Linked DNA regions of Homo sapiens: regions 1 and 2 are each linked to region 3. The links are chromatin contacts, found by Hi-C or POLR2A ChIA-PET in ENCODE. All regions are on one chromosome and are shown on one strand. The core of a region is the stretch at or near the end of the contact, and the rest is flanking DNA. Distances in the headings are between cores, read along the strand shown.

Evidence for each region. Hi-C counts contacts between places; a loop is a spot of excess contacts on that map. ChIA-PET counts read pairs that join two places held with the same protein, here RNA polymerase II (POLR2A). Pooled maps may share reads with other maps.
Region 1: a loop to region 3 is called in a pooled map, with 6 times the contacts of the local background. The contact joins the promoter of XPC-AS1 here to the promoter of THUMPD3-AS1 in region 3. A Hi-C loop is called at or near these places in 2 of 168 maps with a recorded cell type or tissue (endothelial cell of umbilical vein and naive thymus-derived CD4-positive, alpha-beta T cell) and 5 of 50 pooled maps. POLR2A ChIA-PET finds 5 or more read pairs at or near these places in 1 of 52 experiments (CD4-positive, alpha-beta memory T cell).
Region 2: a loop to region 3 is called in a map of naive thymus-derived CD4-positive, alpha-beta T cell, with 24 times the contacts of the local background. The contact joins the promoter of XPC here to the promoter of THUMPD3-AS1 in region 3. A Hi-C loop is called at or near these places in 2 of 168 maps with a recorded cell type or tissue (CD4-positive, alpha-beta memory T cell and naive thymus-derived CD4-positive, alpha-beta T cell), 1 of 37 single-sample maps with no recorded cell type and 9 of 50 pooled maps. POLR2A ChIA-PET finds 5 or more read pairs at or near these places in 1 of 52 experiments (BJ).

What each region holds. Positions count from the first base shown.
Region 1 is chr3:14,148,223-14,150,922 of GRCh38, reverse strand. It overlaps XPC-AS1 (XPC antisense RNA 1), which reads right to left and starts at 1,361. Exons shown (of 2, transcript XR_001740603.2): 1 at 1,321-1,361; 2 at 1-1,081. XPC (XPC complex subunit, DNA damage recognition and repair factor) reads left to right here. Exons shown (of 16, transcript NM_004628.5): 12 at 1,975-2,109; 13 at 2,192-2,361. RefSeq lists enhancers at 1-68, 1,686-2,370.
Region 2 is chr3:14,177,261-14,179,960 of GRCh38, reverse strand. It overlaps XPC (XPC complex subunit, DNA damage recognition and repair factor), which reads left to right and starts at 1,360. Exons shown (of 16, transcript NM_004628.5): 1 at 1,360-1,495. The coding sequence starts at 1,393. LSM3 (LSM3 homolog, U6 small nuclear RNA and mRNA degradation associated) reads right to left here and starts at 1,144. Exons shown (of 4, transcript NM_014463.3): 1 at 1,080-1,144. The coding sequence starts at 1,100. RefSeq lists enhancers at 1,051-1,100, 1,201-1,550 and a silencer at 1,601-1,720.
Region 3 is chr3:9,395,373-9,398,072 of GRCh38, reverse strand. THUMPD3-AS1 (THUMPD3 antisense RNA 1) reads left to right here and starts at 1,450. Exons shown (of 4, transcript NR_132781.1): 1 at 1,450-1,513. SETD5 (SET domain containing 5) reads right to left here and starts at 458. Exons shown (of 23, transcript NM_001080517.3): 1 at 96-458. RefSeq lists a silencer at 251-1,560.

The sequences.
Region 1 (2,700 bases), core at 112-2,611, 4.8 Mb before region 3:
TCCCCATGGTGCACAGTGATGTTCTGGTGCTCACTGCCTCTGCATTCCAGAGGACTTAGGCCCCAGGTCCCAGTGTTCTCCCACCTCTGTGCCCTGTGGGGTCCAGCCCTGTTCTCTTGGGCAACCCCTTGCCCCTTTAAGCCTCTGCTCAGGCGGGACCTGTTTTGAGCAGCCTTTCTTGCCTCCACTGTCCTCAGGGCTGGGCAATGGCTTGCCTCTGAGCTCCTGTTCCACCCTGTACTCATCACGCTGAGTCGTAGCTCTGTCTCTTCCCCTGCAGGAGCCTGAGCTCCTAAGAGCAAAGACTGTCCTCGCTCCATCCCTCCTTCATGACTGGGTCATGGCCTGGTCTCCAGGAGATCCCAGTGGAAGTTTACTGAACAGTGTGCTGGGTGAATGGCTTCTCAGAAAGGGACGGTTGTCAGAACTCAGAGTCCCTCTGTCCCTGAAGTGGTGACAGAGAGGGTGCGCCCAGAGATCATGGCAGGAATGGACATGAGAGCTCGCAGGCCACCCCCAACCTGGGGAATGGCTTTTCACATTTTTAAAGGGTTATAAGAATGAGAAGAATAAAGAATATGTGATGGAGGCCACGCATGACCCTTTACAGAACAAGCTTGTGGGCCCCTGCACTAGAGGAAGTCTGTATGCTGAGGCCCAGGGGCCAGCCCTCAGCCGCACGCCCATGCCTGACTCCTCTAAGAGTTACGTGACTCTGTCCTTGCCTGTCCTGCGCCCCTCTCACCACTTCACTCCCCAGGGAAGATCTTGGCCTTGGCCACTGCACGCTGTTGGGGAGCACACTGGGAGTCCTGAACTGTCAGTGCTTTCTAGGGCGTGTGAGCAGACATAGGTTATATGTTGAGACACAGGCTCTACTGATGGACAGTTACCTGAATTGTAAATCCTGGTTCTTGTCACTTACCAGCCATCAGCTCTTAAGTGACTTTGTCTCTCAGTCTCAGTCACTGCTATCAGTGATGACAGCACAGAATATAGGCTAGTGGATGAAAGTGTGGGCTCTGGCCCTTACGAGCTGTGTGACTTTAGGCAAATCATTTACCCCGTCTGTGGTGTTCATCTGTAAAATGGAAACAATAATAAGACCTACCTTGTGGGTTTGTTGAAAAAATTAAATAATAACATATAAAGCACTGAAGATAGGCTGGGCGCAGTGGCTCATGCCTGTAATTCCAGCACTTTCGGAGGCCAAGGCAGGTGGATCATTTGAGGTCAGAAGTTTGAGACCAGCCAGGCCAATATGGTGACACCCCATCTCTACCAAAAATATAAAAATTAGCTGGGCATGGTGGCGGGTACCTGTAGTCCCAGCTACTCAGGAGACAGGCACGAGAATCACTTGAATCCGGGAGGTGGAGGTTGTAGTGAGCTGAGATCACACCAGGGCACTCCAGCCTGGGCAACAGAGTGAGACTCCGTCTCAGGGGGATAAAAAAACAAAAAACACCGAGAATAGTGTCTGGGACAGAGAATGTTCCATAAATGTTAGCTAGTGCTTGTAGTAAGAAAAGGGGAGCAGCCGGGCACGGTGGCTCACGCCTGTAATCCCAGCCCTTTGGGAGGTTGAGGCGAGTGCATCACCTGAGGTCAGGAGTTCGAGACCAGCCTGGCCAACATGGTGAAACCCCCGTCTCTACTAAAAATACAAAAATTAGCCGGGCGTGGTGGCAGGCACCTGTAATCCCAGCTACTCAGGAGGCTGAGGCAGGAGAATTGCTTAAACCCAGGAGGCAGAGGTTGCAGCGAGCCAAGATTGCACCACTGTACTCCAGCCTGGGCGACAGAGCGAGACTCTGTCTCAAAAAAAAAAAAGGGAGAAAAAGCACCCCAGCTGGTAGGTGTGTTCTGAGGGTTCACCAGGTACCAGGCATGCGGCACTGAGCATGGTGCCTGGCCCGGTGCTGAGGAACTGGATGCCTTTGTTGTAAACGGTGGCCGTGTCCTCTGGTGCAGATGGTGAAAGGCTTTTCTAACCGTGCTCGGAAAGCCCGACTTGCTGAGCCCCAGCTGCGGGAAGAAAATGACCTGGGCCTGTTTGGCTACTGGCAGACAGAGGAGTATCAGCCCCCAGTGGCCGTGGACGGGAAGGTAAGGGCAGCATCAGAAGGGCTCAGGACCAGGCCGCCTTGTTCCCCTGCTGGCCAAATGCTGACTTGCTCACCCGACACAGGTGCCCCGGAACGAGTTTGGGAATGTGTACCTCTTCCTGCCCAGCATGATGCCTATTGGCTGTGTCCAGCTGAACCTGCCCAATCTACACCGCGTGGCCCGCAAGCTGGACATCGACTGTGTCCAGGCCATCACTGGCTTTGATTTCCATGGCGGCTACTCCCATCCCGTGTGCGTGAGGGGCCTTCGATGGAGGCTAAACACAGGGATGGGGAGGGGTGGCTCCAGAGATGGGGATGGAAAGCTGGCATGGGGCTGCTGGGAGTTGAGGCCTGGTGGCTCCAATTTTCAGGATGTTACACTGGATTTGCAAAGTCAGTGCTTTACCAATTCTGGCTTCCCTCCAGAGGGAACGGAGCCAATGAAACTGGCATCGTAATGCTGGATTAAAACGTTCTTCCCAGGTTTAGGGACTCACAGGCTAGTGAGCAAAAAACAGTCAGCATCTTTCCCCGGCAGCTGCCTGGTTAGTGAGCTCTGTTCCATGATGGGTGAGGCTGGATAGGGGCT
Region 2 (2,700 bases), core at 111-2,610, 4.8 Mb before region 3:
AATGATAGAGAAGTCACAATCCCCACCCTCAAGGAGCTCATTCTACTGTGGAGAGGCATACAAATAATTATAATACTGTAAGAATATGCACATGAAAAAGCCCTACTGCTACCTAAGCCTCTGTCTGGGATGCCCACTGTCTGCTCTTTTCATCCTGTAGCTTTAAATATTGGCTTCTCAAAGAGGCTTCCTCTGATCATCTAACTCATTCACTCAAATATTTTTTGAGTGTTTCCAGCACTGTTCTAAACCCCAAAGACAAAAGAATGAACAAAACAAAATCCCTGCTCTTATGGCATTTACATTCTAGTGGGGAGAGATTCACATTAAACAAAGATGCATACATTTAATATGAAAAAATAACTCTCTATGAAGAAAAATGAGGCAGGGTAACCAGAGTAGCGGGAGTGCTATTTGGGCAGAAGTCCTCTCTGAGGAGGTCAGATTTCAGTAGAAAGTTTAAGTTGTGGCATGATCTCCAAAGATATTTGAGGAAGAAAAAGACCAGGTGAAAAAGCTTCTAGGACCATCTGTTATTCTGCATACCAGTTCCTTGTTTCCTTCACAGCACATCACAGTTCCTGGAAGTCTTACATATTTATATTTACTTTTATCTGTTCTCCTCGCAAATATAAGCTCCAAGTAATGGCAAGGATCTCTTATATGTCGATGTCAGTGTCCCTGGCCCTTAGAACAGTGCCTAACCATACAAAGCTGATGTTCACTCTATCTGCTGAATGAATAAATAATTGTTGCGCTCACTAATGATAACAACTCCTAACTTTATTACCTGGCTTTCTATTGGAATCCTGACAGCTCCATGAGGTAGCTAAGGATAATAATCTACAGATTTAAAAAAATGAAGCGAAGAGTGTGAGAATAGTCATCAGGTGGGCTTCTAACAGGAAAAGGTCTCAGGGCCTACGGCAAAATTCGGAGGGGGGGTTACGGAAAGGACAGGGTGGATTAGGCCATGGTGACTTGGAGAGAGGAGGCACGACTGGCCATTTTTCCTGAGTCTGGAAAAAGCAGCCTAGTACAAGAAGCTCCTTCGAGCGACCTCCTTAAAATACACTTACCTGGTCTACGTCGTCCGCCATGTTTCAAACCCTGCGCCCTTTCCCGCCTCTCGCGAGAACACAAGAGCAACGTCAATCTCCGGAAACGTGAGGATACAATACACCGGAAATAGAGAGAAACCTGTTGTGCTCTTTCCTGCTTCCCGCAGTTTTTTAGTGGCCACGGGTATGGGGTGGAGCTTCCTTTAGGGGCGTGACTAGGCCTCCAACGAAGGGGCGTGGCCAAGCGCACCGCCTCGGGGCGGGGCCGGCGTTCTAGCGCATCGCGGCCGGGTGCGTCACTCGCGAAGTGGAATTTGCCCAGACAAGCAACATGGCTCGGAAACGCGCGGCCGGCGGGGAGCCGCGGGGACGCGAACTGCGCAGCCAGAAATCCAAGGCCAAGAGCAAGGCCCGGCGTGAGGAGGAGGAGGAGGGTGAGAGCGAGGCCCAGCGGGCTTCGCGGGAGACGCCGCCGGTGGGCGGAGGAGGCCCAGAGGCAGGGCGGGAGTCCAGACGCGGAGGCCTGGTGGAGGTTGCTGCGCGCGTTCCGCGCCGTGGGGGCAGCCCGGCAGGCTGCGGCCGGCCCTCCCCGCTGTCCCCGCGTCTTTGTCCTGCGCACCCAGAGCGGTTTCCCGCGAGCTTCGCCCGATCCAAGCTCCTGCGTAGCTTTTTTCCCGCTCCCCGTTGTCCAGAGGATACAGATGTTCAGGGTTGAACTCGGAGAAGGCAGTTATTTGTGTCCCAGGAAGACAGACGGACGGACCAGGACGTAGAGTGATGCAGTGTGCTGACTCCCGAATGATAACTTCAGCTGAGTCTCACCCAGAGTTCCACAGTGGGATCCCACCTGACTTCCCCTCATGGATATTTGATAGGCTTCTTACATTTGTCATGGGCAATGCAGAACTCATGGTTTTCCTCTTTAAATCTATGCTTTCCTCCGTTTTTCCAGTCTCAATACTTGTTATAAAGCAAAGCCCACCTTTTTCTTATGTCCACACATCCAGTCCGTCAGCAAGTCCAGTCAGTTCAGCCTCAAGAGTGTATTTCAAATTTGTCCACTTCTCTTCATTTCCATGACCACAGCCCCTGTCCAAGTCATCATCACCTTTCAGTTGAGTGACTGCAGTTTCCTCTTTACTGGCCTCCCAGCTCTGCATCCAGCAACCCAAATAATCTTAAAAAAAAAAAAAATCATGCCCTGCTCCTGCTTTAAACTCCCCTTGGTTTTCCATTGCTCTTAGCTTAAAATCCAGTTGTTTTATCCTGGCCTACAAGATACTACATGTTTTGGCTCTTGCTACCTCTCCTGTTTCTCTTACCACTTGTTTCCTTGCCAGATACCCTCCTTATTGGCCTCCTTTCTCTTCCTCAAATATGCCAAGTTATTCCTTGAGTCTTTTCCTTTGATGTTCCTTCTGCCTAGAGTGAACCCCCCATGGCTTTTACCAGGGCTGATTTTTTCTATTTCTTCAAAACTCAAGTTAGACATTCCTTGAGCAAACTAAGGTGGTCCTTCCCAGATACCCCGCGGATACTAAAACCTGTGATGCTCAAGTACCTTATATCAAATGGCCTAGTGTTTCCATGTAACCTATGCACATCCTCCGACATACTTTAAATCATCTCTAGATCACTA
Region 3 (2,700 bases), core at 201-2,700:
CCAAGGAGAGCGAGCGCGGGGAGACGGAGGAGGTGACCCTTCCCTCCCCTGGGGCCCGATCGTGAGGTTCGGTCTCTTTTCTGTCGGACCCTTACCTTGTCCCAGGCGCTGCCGGGGCCTGGGCCCGGGCTGCGGCGCACGGCACTCCCGGGAGGCGGCAGGACTCGAGTTAGGCCCAACGCGGCGCCACGGCGTTTCCTGGCCGGGAATGGCCCGTACCCGTGAGGTGGGGGTGGGGGGCAGAAAGGCGGAGCGAGCCAAAGGCGGGGAGGGGGGGCAGGGCCAGGGAAAGAGGGGGGCCGGCACTACTGTGTTGGCGGACTGGCGGGACTGGGGCTGCGTGAGTCTCTGAGCGCAGGCGGGCGGCGGCCGCCCCTCCCCCGGCAGCGGCGGCGGCGGCGGCGGCGGCGGCGGCGGCGGCAGCTCACTCAGCCCGCTGCCCGAGCGGAAACGCCACTGACCGCACGGGGATTCCCAGCGCCGGCGCCAGGGGCACCCGGGACACGCCCCCTCCCGCCGCGCCATTGGCCTCTCCGCCCACCGCCCCGCACCCATTGGCCCACTCGCCGCCAATCAGCGGAAGCCGCCGGGGCCGCCTAGAGAAGAGGCTGTGCTTCGGCGCTCCGGCTCCTCAGAGAGCCTCGGCTAGGTAGGGGAGCGGAACTCTGGTGGGAGGGGAGGTGCGGTACACTGGGGGGATGGGTGGCTAGGGGGGCCGTCTGGTGGCTTGCGGGGGTTGCCTTTCCCGTGGGAAGTCGGGAACATAATGTTTGTTACGTTGGGAGGGAAAGGGGTGGCTGGATGCAGGCGGGAGGGAGGCCCGCCCTGCGGCAACCGGAGGGGGAGGGAGAAGGGAGCGGAAAATGCTCGAAACCGGACGGAGCCATTGCTCTCGCAGAGGGAGGAGCGCTTCCGGCTAGCCTCTTGTCGCCGATTGGCCGTTTCTCCTCCCGCCGTGTGTGAAAACACAAATGGCGTATTCTGGTTGGAGTAAAGCTCCTGTCAGTTACGCCGTCGGGAGTACGCAGCCGCTTAGCGACTCTCGCGTTGCCCCCTGGGTGGGGCGGGTAGGTAGGTGGGGTGTAGAGATGCTGGGTGTGCGGGCGCGGCCGGCCTCCTGCGGCGGGAGGGGAGGGTCAGTGAAATCGGCTCTGGCGCGGGCGTCCTCCCACCCTCCCCTTCCTTCGGGGGAGTCGGTTTACCCGCCGCCTGCTTGTCTTCGACACCTGATTGGCTGTCGAAGCTGTGGGACCGGGCCCTTGCTACTGGCTCGAGTCTCACATGAGCGAAACCACTGCGCGGGGCGCGGGGGTGGCGGGGAGGCGGGCGTTGGTACGGTCCTCCCCGAGGCCGAGCGCCGCAGTGTCTGGCCCCGCGCCCCTGCGCAACGTGGCAGGAAGCGCGCGCTGGAGGCGGGGGCGGGCTGCCGGCCGAGACTTCTGGATGGCGGCGGCCGCGGCTCCGCCCCGGGTTCCCACCGCCTGAAGGGCGAGACAAGCCCGACCTGCTACAGGCACTCGTGGGGGTGGGGGAGGAGCGGGGGTCGGTCCGGCTGGTTTGTGGGTGGGAGGCGCTTGTTCTCCAAAAACCGGCGCGAGCTGCAATCCTGAGGGAGCTGCGGTGGAGGAGGTGGAGAGAAGGCCGCACCCTTCTGGGCAGGGGGAGGGGAGTGCCGCAATACCTTTATGGGAGTTCTCTGCTGCCTCCCGTCTTGTAAGGACCGCCCTGGGCCTGGAAGAAGCCCTCCCTCCTTTCCTCCTCGCGTGATCTCGTCATCGCCTCCATGTCGAGTCGCTTCTCGATTATGGGCGGGATTCTTTTGCCTAGGCTTAAGGGGCTAACTTGGTCCCTGGGCGTTGCCCTGCAGGGGAGTGAGCAGCTGTAAGATTTGAGGGGCGACTCCGATTAGTTTATCTTCCCACGGACTAGAGTTGGTGTCGAGGTTATTGTAATAAGGGTGGGGTAGGGAAATGGAGCTTAGTCATTCACCTGGGGCTGATTTTATGCAACGAGACTGCGGATTATCACTACTTATCATTTTTGGAGCATTTTTCTAGAGACAGACATAAAGCATGATCACCTGAGTTTTATACCATTTGAGACCCTTGCTGCACCACCAAAGTGTAGCATCAGGTTAAATCTTAATAGAAAAATTTTAGCTTTTGCTTGAGAAACCAGTGCTTCCCTCCCTCACCCTCTCTCCCCAGGCTCTCTACCCCTTTGCATCCCTACCAGGCATCTTAGCAACTCTCACTCATACTTGATCCCATTTTCCATTTGTTGTACTTGCTCCTCTAGTATTCAGACATAGCACTAGCTTTCTCCCTCTCTTGATCTTGGGTAGCCTGGTGTCTCGCGAAACCAGACAGATTGGTTCCACCACAAATTAAGGCTTGAGCTGGGGCTTGACTCTTACCCAGCAGTGCTTTTATTCCTCCCTAGTTCACGTTCTTAAATGTTTATCTTGATTTTCATTTTATCCTTTTTCCTTAGCTGGGATTCTGTCCCTGACCGTCTTCACAGTCCAGGTGATCTTGACTACTGCTTTACAGAGAATTGGATCTGAGGTTAGGCAACATCTCCCTTTTTCTTCCTCTAAATACCTCTCATTTCTGTTCTTACCAGTTAGTAACTGATCTCAGATGCCTGTGTGATAGCTTCCAAATTGCTGTCTCTGTCTTTAGTGTTATCTTTTGATCC